2 separate regions of the Homo sapiens genome follow, and region 1 is linked to region 2. The links are chromatin contacts, found by Hi-C or POLR2A ChIA-PET in ENCODE. All regions are on one chromosome and are shown on one strand. The core of a region is the stretch at or near the end of the contact, and the rest is flanking DNA. Distances in the headings are between cores, read along the strand shown.

Region 1 (5,134 bases), core at 549-3,048, 88 kb after region 2:
CAGCACATTGAAAAGCCCCAAAATAATACTAGAAAACACTCATTCTATATAGAGGATCCAAGGCAATAAAACCAAATGGGATAGGCTGGAAATGCCAAACCCACCTGGACAAATCTGGGCAAATGAAGACACAGTAAGAGAAGATACACCAAGTGAATGGAGTATAAGGCACAGATTCTGGTTAGAATGGAAGATGGTTTTTCACAACTCTGCAGCCATTCCTCCATGACCTCAGAATCCTGTCCTCCCTCCTACCTTGCTGGTCAGCAGGCTTTCCTGTCAGCTGCCACAGTCAGGACTGCTTTGGGGCTACCCTAGCATTTTTTTCTGGGCATGGAGAAGTGTAGTCCAACTAAATTTCATGTCTATTCAAGTCACATTCCATAACCAACTTCCACAAAGTATAAACCGCCCTTTGCCACGTACTGGGATGTTGTGCAATTTTTTCTCAGCTTAAGCCTGTGTACAGGTGAAGACTCTGTGAAGATTTATAAAAGACTGACTTAAACAGCAACTTTGAGGGCAAAGAAAACGCACTCTGGCTTAAACAAGTTTCTTGTCATCAGGTATAATAAAAGCAAGCAAACCTGGCAACACCATACCTTTCTTCCACGGAAACTTCCTTCAGCTGCTGGTGTGGCTTGGTGCCTTCCATTTCCCTGATGCTCACAGCATAAATCTTGGTGGTGTAGTCAATGGCCTTTTCTCTAGCAACATCGCTGTCATAGCCTCAAACAACAGAAAGAGATTGGGGAGCCAGTTGGTTTGCAGTGGCCCAGGAAGGGAGGTGTTGGGAGGTGCATTCGGCGCAGGAGGCATGTGGCAGGTGGGGGGCTCACCTCCATCCTCTTCCACGTCGGTGTCTGACTCCTCGCTGTCCACCAGCTTGCTCTCCTGGGTCCCCACAAACTCCCTGGTCCAGATCATCAGGGCTGTGTCGGCGCCGCCCACCGTGAGCAGCACAGAGTCATTGTGCAGCCACCTCACGTTAGTGACATGTGCACTGTGCCCCACATACTTCTTGAATCTTGCGTGCTGTCCCTGTAAAGCCCGAAATTGGTTATTACCCCAGCCACTGTTATTCCTTTCTCTGGGCTCGTTTATCCATGTTAGTTTCTACTGGATACAAAGGAAACAGTTCAACAGCAATTTCCTACATTTCAACTAGAATGTAAGCTCCATGTGGGCAGGCACTAGGTCTCTTTTTTCTTCAAACAGTACCCAGCTCACAATAGGTCCTCAATATATTTTTGAGGGAATGAATGAAATGTTAGACTACAGAACCTATTTTCTGGGAATCTATAGACATATAAAAAGCTTGTTCTGGTTCTCTCAAATGTCAAATGTGCTGCCTCCACAGGTCTCTAGTGTAAACTCCTGACTGTGAGTCTGGCTGACATCTGAGATCAAAAGTGTCTTCACAGCCATCTCCTACAGTGACTTTTGTACTACAGTCCAGGCAGTGGCAGAAGAGCAAAGGATATCTTATAAACCTGGGACCTCAAGTAAGATGTAAAATGAACACAACGGTTTCTGCCACAGACGCTAGAAAGAATTTTTAATACAAACACGCAAACATTGATTTAAAGCAAAGCTCCTTTTCAACAAACATAGCCAAATACATACAACCCAATTTATCAGTAACGACTAAAAGCTTTTTGGAGTGGTGTGCCCAGGCCACCCCACCTTTATCCCCGGGTGGAGGGTGGAATGTGAGTCAGCTGCTCATGCCAGGGCAGTCCTGACAAGTGGTGCAAAATCAAAGCTGGCACCAGAAAAAGCTTCCATATTCAGCTCATGAGCCACAGCCTGGCAAAAACAGCTGCAGCGGGAGCCATTTAAAGACATGGAGTTTTTCCATCCTCTCAGCGACTCCGAGGGAATACCTTACAGAATATGGAAGGCCACATGCACTCTCTGAGGTTGTGACAGAGTCACCAGTATCCCAGATGAAAATTTTATTAAGTAATTTACAAGTGGCTCCCAGAGGGTTTTGGACTGGCATGCTAGAGAATCTGAAAACAGCACAGACATACAGCAGGAAACAGGTGCAGGAGGGTTCGTGACTTTGTAATACTCCTAGTCAAGATCGCCCTGTATTTGGCCAACTACTAGCTGATGGCAGAGCGGAACTGCCCACTCCTCAGCAGAGTACTGAGCCTAGAAAGATTCCTGAAGCAAACAGGCAGGTAGGATTTCCAGGAGGCCCTCCAGAGTCATTAGTTTGCTAGCAAATAGGCAGAACAAAAGAATTTCCAAGAAAAACCCATTTGAACATGTGAGTTCCAGAAAGCATGGAAACAGAGGACAGTCACAGCAGCTGCAGCCATGTGTCCTGCTGGTCTTCTAGCTGGAAGCAGGAGCACATCCAGTTTATACACTACAAATGCAAGCTGTTTCTTTACAGAAGTAAAAGAGCATGAGAAATGCCTCTCTACACCCTCAACTTATAAGAGGGACACAGGGTTTCTAGATGGCAAGAAAAAATGCAAAAAGAAAGGTTCAAGGAAACAGACTCTAAGGGATGAGATTCAGGTTGCAGAGGGGAAAAAAGGGACATAGAGGAAGAAAGAGAGAGGAAAAAATTCAGGGCCACTGAAGAGATATAACAAGGCAGAGATTCCTGCAGCAGTGGGTGATTCAAGATTCTCAGAATAGGAAAGAAAATCACTGCTCCATGCAACAATAAAGGGAATTGACAGTTGCTAGAAGGTTCTGCGAAACCAGCTGCTGTCTCAAGAGAAAGACACTGGCAGGGATGTATAGTGGTTCCCGGCAGGGCCTACGGAGGAAACGTCCTCAAGACCTGGCACAGCCATTGGGATGAATGACCTTTCTGGGTCTTCAAGCCAAACTGCACTTGTTACACCCATCAGAACTTGCTGCTTCACCACAACTCTATCCATCAAGTGATGAAATAATGGATGATAGCACCAGAAAAACCTGGAATATGGCCAGGTGCACTGGTTCATGCCTGTAATCCCAGCACTTTGGGAGGCCAAGGCGGGCAGATCACTTGAGGTCAGGAGTTCAAGACCAGCCTGGCCAACATGGTGAAACCCTGACTCTACTAAAAATACAAAAATTAGCTGGGCATGGTGGTGGATGCCTGTAATCCAAGCTACTTGGGAGGCTGAGGCAGGAGAATTGCTTGAACCTGGGAGGCAGAGGTTGCTGTCAGCCAAGATCACACCACTGCACTACAGCCTTGGCAACAGTGAGACTCCATCTTAAAACAAAAAAAATCTGGAATATGTCTCCAGAGTAGTGGTTGTCAATCCCTTGTAGGGAAGAAATTCCTGAGAATCTCGTGAAAGCTGTGCACTCTCCCCTACATTCACATTTCAGTTTCCCTGTCTATAAAATTTTCCATGCAAAGTTTCTCTCTGAAGAATCATCCTCCAGAGCTTTTCACATTCTGAGGAGGAAACTTAAGGACTTGAGGGCATGGAGGGTTTTAAAAATGCAAATGACACAGTGGTATTTTAGCCTCTCCATTTAGCAAAAGGGTCTAGGTTCGGAAGGGAAGGGAGGCTATGGGAAGCAATCTGCAGGCCATACAGATGGTGTCAAAAAACAGAATTTGGTTTTCTGGTCCATGGTTTAAGGTACTACAAAAATGGGTCGTGCTCCTGTTAAGTCTCTGATAAAGGATAGGGTATGTCTCATGGAGGTTGGGACAAGGTGGCTGTCAGGGCACTAATGATCTAATTGGGAAGGCTTTAACCTATAAAACTGAATATTAATAAAGATACTTGTCTGGCATGGAAAGAAAAATGCCCGGAAGAGATGCCCACTCATAGGAAAGTAGAATGAGAAAAAGAGCCAAGATAGTGACGTGATTTTAGCAGCCAACAAACGGAACTTGAATTTTGGACACAGAGCTCTGTGGTGGTAATAAGATCTCACAGGTATCACCAAGACTGATGACATAGAACTCAATGCGAGAATATAGCAATGGCATGGGACATTAGTCTGCTTGGGTTGCCATAACAAAATGCCCTAGGCTGGGTAGCTAAACAGCAGAAATTTATTTCTCACAGTTTTAGAGGCTGGGCAAGATGAAGGTGCTGGCCAATTTGGTTCCTGGTGCGGGCTCTCTTCCTGGCTTGTAGATAGCTGCCTTCTCACTGTGTGCTCACAGGAAGAGCGGGCGGTGTGTGTGTGGAGAGTGAAAGCTAGCTCTCTGGCATCTCTTCTATAAGGACACTGATTCTATCAGATTAGGGCCCCTCCCTTATAAACTCATTTAATCTTAGTTACTTCCCTAAATGACCTATCTCCAAATACAGTCCCATTGGGAGTTAGGGCTTTAACACAGATTTGGGAAGACACAACCATTCAAGTTCATAACAGATAATGAACTTTGTTCAACAGAGTGATAGCAGTTAGACAAGTGTGACTATACAGCTGGAAATATTCATTGGCAAGAGATTCATGTATTTGGGAAGGAAAGTGTGCCAGAAAAATCAGGTTGAAAAAAAAAGAAGAGGCTGGGTGCAGTGGCTCACGCCTGTAATCCCAGCACTTTGGGAGGCCAAGGCAGGTGGATCACCTGAGGTCAGGAGTTCGAGACCAGTCTGGCCAACACGGCGAAACCCCATCTCTACTAAAAATACAAAAAATTAGCCAGGTATGGCAGCAGGCACCTGTGATCCCAGCTATTCAGGAGGCTGAAGCAGGAGAATCACTTGAACCCAGGAGACAGAGGTTGCAGTGAGCCGAGATCACGCCATTGCACTGCAGCCTGGGCAACAAGAGCAAAAACTCCATCTTGAAAAATAATAAATAATTTTTTTAAAAAAAAATAAGTGATTTTATCAAAATAATTCATATTTGGCTAGTAGTTTAAGCCATGAACCTATTTCTTCAATCTGATTGAAGAAATAGAGAACTCAAGAAATACACAGAACTCAAGAATGAAAAGATAATTTAAAACAATGGACAGAAGATTTGTACAGATACTTCCCCAAATAGTAAATAGATGACAAAGTGCTCAGCATCCTTAGTCATCAGAGAAATGTAAACTGAAAACACAACTGGATGGCACCATCTACTCCCCTGGACAGCTGAATTTTATGCATCTGACAAGATCGAATATCAGCAACTGGAACTCTTACATTTTTGGTGGGAA
Region 2 (4,791 bases), core at 1,847-4,346:
GAAAGGGAAGACTATCATTTATGGAACATCTTCTGACCAACAAGCACTCTCACATATTTGTTTCATTTAGGTCTTCACCATAATCTGAAAGAAGGAACCATTTTATAGATGATAAAATCTAAGCCTAAGGATGTTAAGTAACTTTTTCAAGGATACCTGGTAAATTATGTAATAAGCACAATGTTTTTGAGCTTCTGCCGTGTTTCAGACATTGGGCTAACTTCTTATTTGTATTAGTTGTTACCTAGTTTCACAAGAATGAACTGCGATTCCAACTCAGGTTTTGTCCGTTCACAGTTATTTCCTGGTTTTGGAATAAGCAGTTATTGTCCTAACTTTAGCAGGCAATCAAGGTGCTACTGCTTTTATCATATATCTGTTGTGTTGAACCATTAGGCAATGTAAGACATTTCTTGACATCTTAAGATGTCAAGAAAGTTGGTTGCCATCTACATTTTCTCACATATGTAAGGATATTGGAACTAGGGTAACATTCTGTTGCTAGTATGTGGAGACTGAAAAACCCTACTTTGGACAACTGCTATCATCTGTTTATGTTGGTAGGCCATTGGTACAGAAAGGTGCTCATGTTTCCTGTCCAAACTGCTGAGATCTTGACTTAATGATAACTTAATATATGTTTGTTGGTTGCTTGTCACTAATGCACAGAGAATATTTTTAGTTCGTAATCGAAATATAGATTGTGTCTTGCTGAACTAATTGGAACTATTGGTAAGTGAAGTGTAAACCGACCATACATTGATTATTTGTTCATTATAATTAAACTATGTAATACCCAGGATTCACCAAGTAGTATTACCATGATCACTCACTTTAAAAGGGCTTGTTTGTCTAGGTAAATAGTACGAAATTAGCTTTGCAAACTTATATATGTTCATGAATAAGAACTTACATATGTTCATGAATAAGAATTGTTTTGATATTCTTACGACTTAAAATATTTTTCTGAAAAAGTATATATAGCCTTTGAGTTTTTTTACTGAAGTACTGTAGATACTAAGAGTTGATATTTTGTTTAAAATATATTTTTATTGAGCAAATAATATTTGGAAAATTTTGATGTAAGTTGGACTTTATTATGATAAGTAGTTAATCTTAACTGGAAGGCTATCAGTAGATGTACAATGTAGCTAAATTAGAACCTGACTCTTGTTAATAAAGGAAACGATTATATTTACTTTTTAAAAAGTGACATTGTTAAATTAGTGAGGATTTATTTAGTGCTTACTGTGGGCCCAATACAGATTGAAAATAAATATGTACCATAAAAAAGAGATACCTGCTAAATATAATGTGGTTAAATAACTTAATTTTAGGCATTTTACAGACCTGAGTTCTAATTCTGACCCTTTCACTGATTTAGCTGTATGACCCTTGGCAAATGTTTTAATCTACTTGAGCTTCAATATTTTAGTAATAAGGATTTTTTCTAAGGACTTGATAACTATCAGTGAAGTTAGAGCAACAGTTTATGAAGCAGTCTGACATACAATACACGCTCATTGTACAAATTTGAAAAATGTAGAAAAGCATTGAGATGAAAAAAATTATAATCATATTACCCAGACATAATCAATGTTTAATATTTTAGAATATATTATTCTAGTCTACTTTCAATGCACATGTGTTTTGTTTTTGTTTTTGTTTGAGACATAGTCTCGCTCTGTCACTCAGGCTGGAGTAGCAGTGGCGGGATCTCCACTCACTGCAACCTCTGCCTCCTGGGTTCAAGCGATTCTCGTGCCTCAGCCTCCCGAGTAGCTGGGATTACAGGTGTGGGCCACCGTGCCTGGCTAATTTTTGTATTTTTAGTAGAGACAGGGTTTCACCATGTTGGCTAAGCTGGTCCAGAACTCCTGACCTTAAGTGATCTGCCCACCTTGGCCTCCCAAAGTGCTGGGATTAAAGGCATGAACCAGCGCACCTGGCCGCATATGTGTATTTTTAAGAATGTAATAGTGTTTTATGAAATTGGAATCATACTCTATATATTGTTTATAAGCTTTTAAAAACTTTAGTAATGTCTTATATAATGCAAACATTTCCATGTCTTTAAATATTTTGCTGCTGATTTTTTGTACTTAGTGTTCCTTAGTATGGGTATAGTTTAACCAGTCACTTTGCTATTGTTGGACCCTTAGATTGTTCCTTTGTTATTGATAAATAATGCTATTAACCTCTTTATATTTAAATATGTCTTACATATCCCTGAATTATTTTCCATAAATCAATTTGAAATAAAAACCTAGGTTAGTGGGTATGAGCATTTATAAGGGTTTGTATAAAAATTGGCCACCAGAAAAGTTGTACTAATTTTTACCCTTTTATCAGAAGAAGAAAACACCCATTTCTCTACTTTCACCAACAATTCATATTGCTTATTTTTTGATAGATAATATTTTTACATTATACAAAATGCAGAAAGTACAGTGACAGTCACACTTCTTCCTCTCTCTCTGTTGTCCAGCTGCCTAGTGCTGTTTCCTAGAGTTATCTACTATGACTCGTTCCTTAAATATTCTTCTGGACATTCTGTACTAGGTATTTTTTAAAAGCCCTTTACCAGTTTGATAGGTGCAAGTAGTACTTGCTTTTTTGATCTTTGATTATTAGTGAATGTGAACATGTTGGCAGTTTGTATTTCTTCTGTGATTTTTGCTTGTTCATACTCTTTGCCCATTTTTAAATGTAGGTGTTCATTTTTTTCCCTGATTTTATGAGAGTTCTTTACATATAAAGGATGTAAACTCTTGTGTTATAGTTTTCCCTCAGTTTTCTAAAAGATTTTTAGTTTACATTTCAGTGGACATTTTCAGTTTTCACAAAGGAAAATATATTTTTTATTTACTTATAGTTTTAATTTTACACTTAGTTCTGATCTATTTAAAATTGATTTTGGATTCCGATTAGGGATTATTTTGCCCCACGTATTTTTTTGGTGTTAGAGTTGTTTTCCTATTCCCATACTCTGATCTAGCTGCCTAGGGCCAGGCAGCAATCTTGTGGAAAAGCCAGAAAGTTAATGTTTGCCAGATTGCCTTCCATGAACTGGGCAATCAACTGTAGACTACGGGTGTTGGTGCCATCTAGTGTTGCAGATGGAAGATCAAGTCTGTGGAATGATCTATAATTGACTATGTGGAATAAATTCAGTTGGACAGAGAAATTTAGCGAGCTGTGAATATCGTTTTGCACTAACAGATGAGTTTAAAATTTTTATAAACAATTTTGAATATTGACATCTTGTACCAAATCAAACAAATGCTTTAATCATACTACTATAAACATTATGAAATGACCTTAAAGATTCCCCCCAAACCTGGATACTTAAATGAAGACATTAAAGTTTAAGAAGATCTGTTTAGGGCCTAGTGACTATTAATTCTTGAATTCAGAATTTAAAAATGCGTGCTTGAGGCCAGGTGCAGTGGCTCACGTCTGTAATCCCAGCACTTTGGGAGGCTAAGGCGGGCAGATCACGAGGTCAGGAGATCCAGACCATCCTGGCCAACATGGTGAATCCTCGTCTCTACTAAAAATACAAAAATTAGCTGGGCTTGGTGGCACGCACCTGTAGTCCCAGCCACTTGGGAGGCTAGGCAGGAGAATCACTTGAACCCGGGAGGTGGAGGTTGCAGTGAGCCAAGATCGTGCCACTGCATTCCAGCCTGGTGACAGAGCGAGACTCTGTCTCCAAAAAAAAAAAAATGCTTGCTTCAGCAGCACATACTAAAATTGGAATTATACAGAGAAGATTAGCATAGCCCCTGCACAAGAATGACGCATAGAATTTGTGAAGTGTTTCATATTTTTATATAAAAAATTTTTAAAAATGCTTTGGGTGTTTAAGAATATTTGTATGTTTTAGATTATAATGTAAGAAGTTAGCATATTAGTTTTCATAAATAGTGTCACTTTCAGTTTATGAATTTTAGTATTCATTTTTGGTACCTTATGTTAAATTTTTTATAGACTTTAAAATGCTCGTTGTTTTGCTATTTTAACTTGTACTGTCATTCATTTTCTAGACTAAAATCTTTTTCCAGTTCTTAAGATTTAATTCAGTAATGTTGAAGTGCTGTAATTTAGTCCATAGAGGGCATTATATTACAGCATATGGTAGGGTTTTAAAAATTAACTCCTTTCAGTATTGAAACATGTTAATTTCATACCTTTGTGTAGCTCAGAATAGTTAAATTTTGAAATAAGCTTAAAACTACTGTGTAGCTATAATTGTTTCTTATTTTTTAAAAAACATGCCTATTTTCTGTGGCTGGAAAGTATAAATTATTTTAGCTCTCAAGAGCAGTGTACATAAGCAGTCTCTAACTTTCAGAGTAGCATTTTCAATCCAAATGATTGCTGCTTTCCCACCCTCTTTCCCTTGCATCTCTAAATGTTGTAAAGAAAAACGAAGCAAAACAAAAACCTGAGTTTTTCCTGGGTGCAGAAGTAGAGGAAAGAAAGAAATGGAAAAGGAAGAATGTCTTAGAATAAGAGCTGGCTGGGGTGGACTTAACACCTTGCCTAGTGCTGCCTGTTCTAAAATCTAAAATATAACTTTCTACTGTCTGAAATCTTGCCAGTTAGATACCACCCCCCCTACACCCTCCCCCCCCCCCAAAAAAAAACCCACCAAAAAACATACACACAGTTTCTGAGGTCATAAAAGAGTTTCTTGTTTAGTAGGAATTGATTTATGCGTATTTCCTACTTAACAGGTAAGTGCATGAAGGAAACGAGGGTTTGGTCTGAGATGTGAGAAAAGAA

What was found. Hi-C counts contacts between places; a loop is a spot of excess contacts on that map. ChIA-PET counts read pairs that join two places held with the same protein, here RNA polymerase II (POLR2A).
Region 1: a loop to region 2 is called in a map of gastrocnemius medialis, with 2.7 times the contacts of the local background. The contact joins two enhancer-like sites. A Hi-C loop is called at or near these places in 1 of 168 maps with a recorded cell type or tissue (gastrocnemius medialis). POLR2A ChIA-PET finds 5 or more read pairs at or near these places in 6 of 52 experiments (BJ, GM12878, MCF 10A and 3 more).

The regions. Positions count from the first base shown.
Region 1 is chr2:54,924,220-54,929,353 of GRCh38, reverse strand. It overlaps EML6 (EMAP like 6), which reads right to left. Exons shown (of 42, transcript NM_001039753.4): 27 at 840-1,041; 28 at 603-729. Among named protein-coding and RNA genes, the nearest start is that of RTN4, 120 kb to the left of the region's middle. Within about 2 kb of position 1,798, at least 2 of the 41 ENCODE cell types and tissues checked have a DNase peak (open chromatin) inside an H3K27ac peak, as active enhancers do.
Region 2 is chr2:55,013,461-55,018,251 of GRCh38, reverse strand. All of the region lies in intron 3 of RTN4 (reticulon 4), which reads left to right. It also overlaps the pseudogene RNU6-433P. Among named protein-coding and RNA genes, the nearest start is that of RTN4, 35 kb to the left of the region's middle. Within about 2 kb of position 3,096, at least 5 of the 41 ENCODE cell types and tissues checked have a DNase peak (open chromatin) inside an H3K27ac peak, as active enhancers do.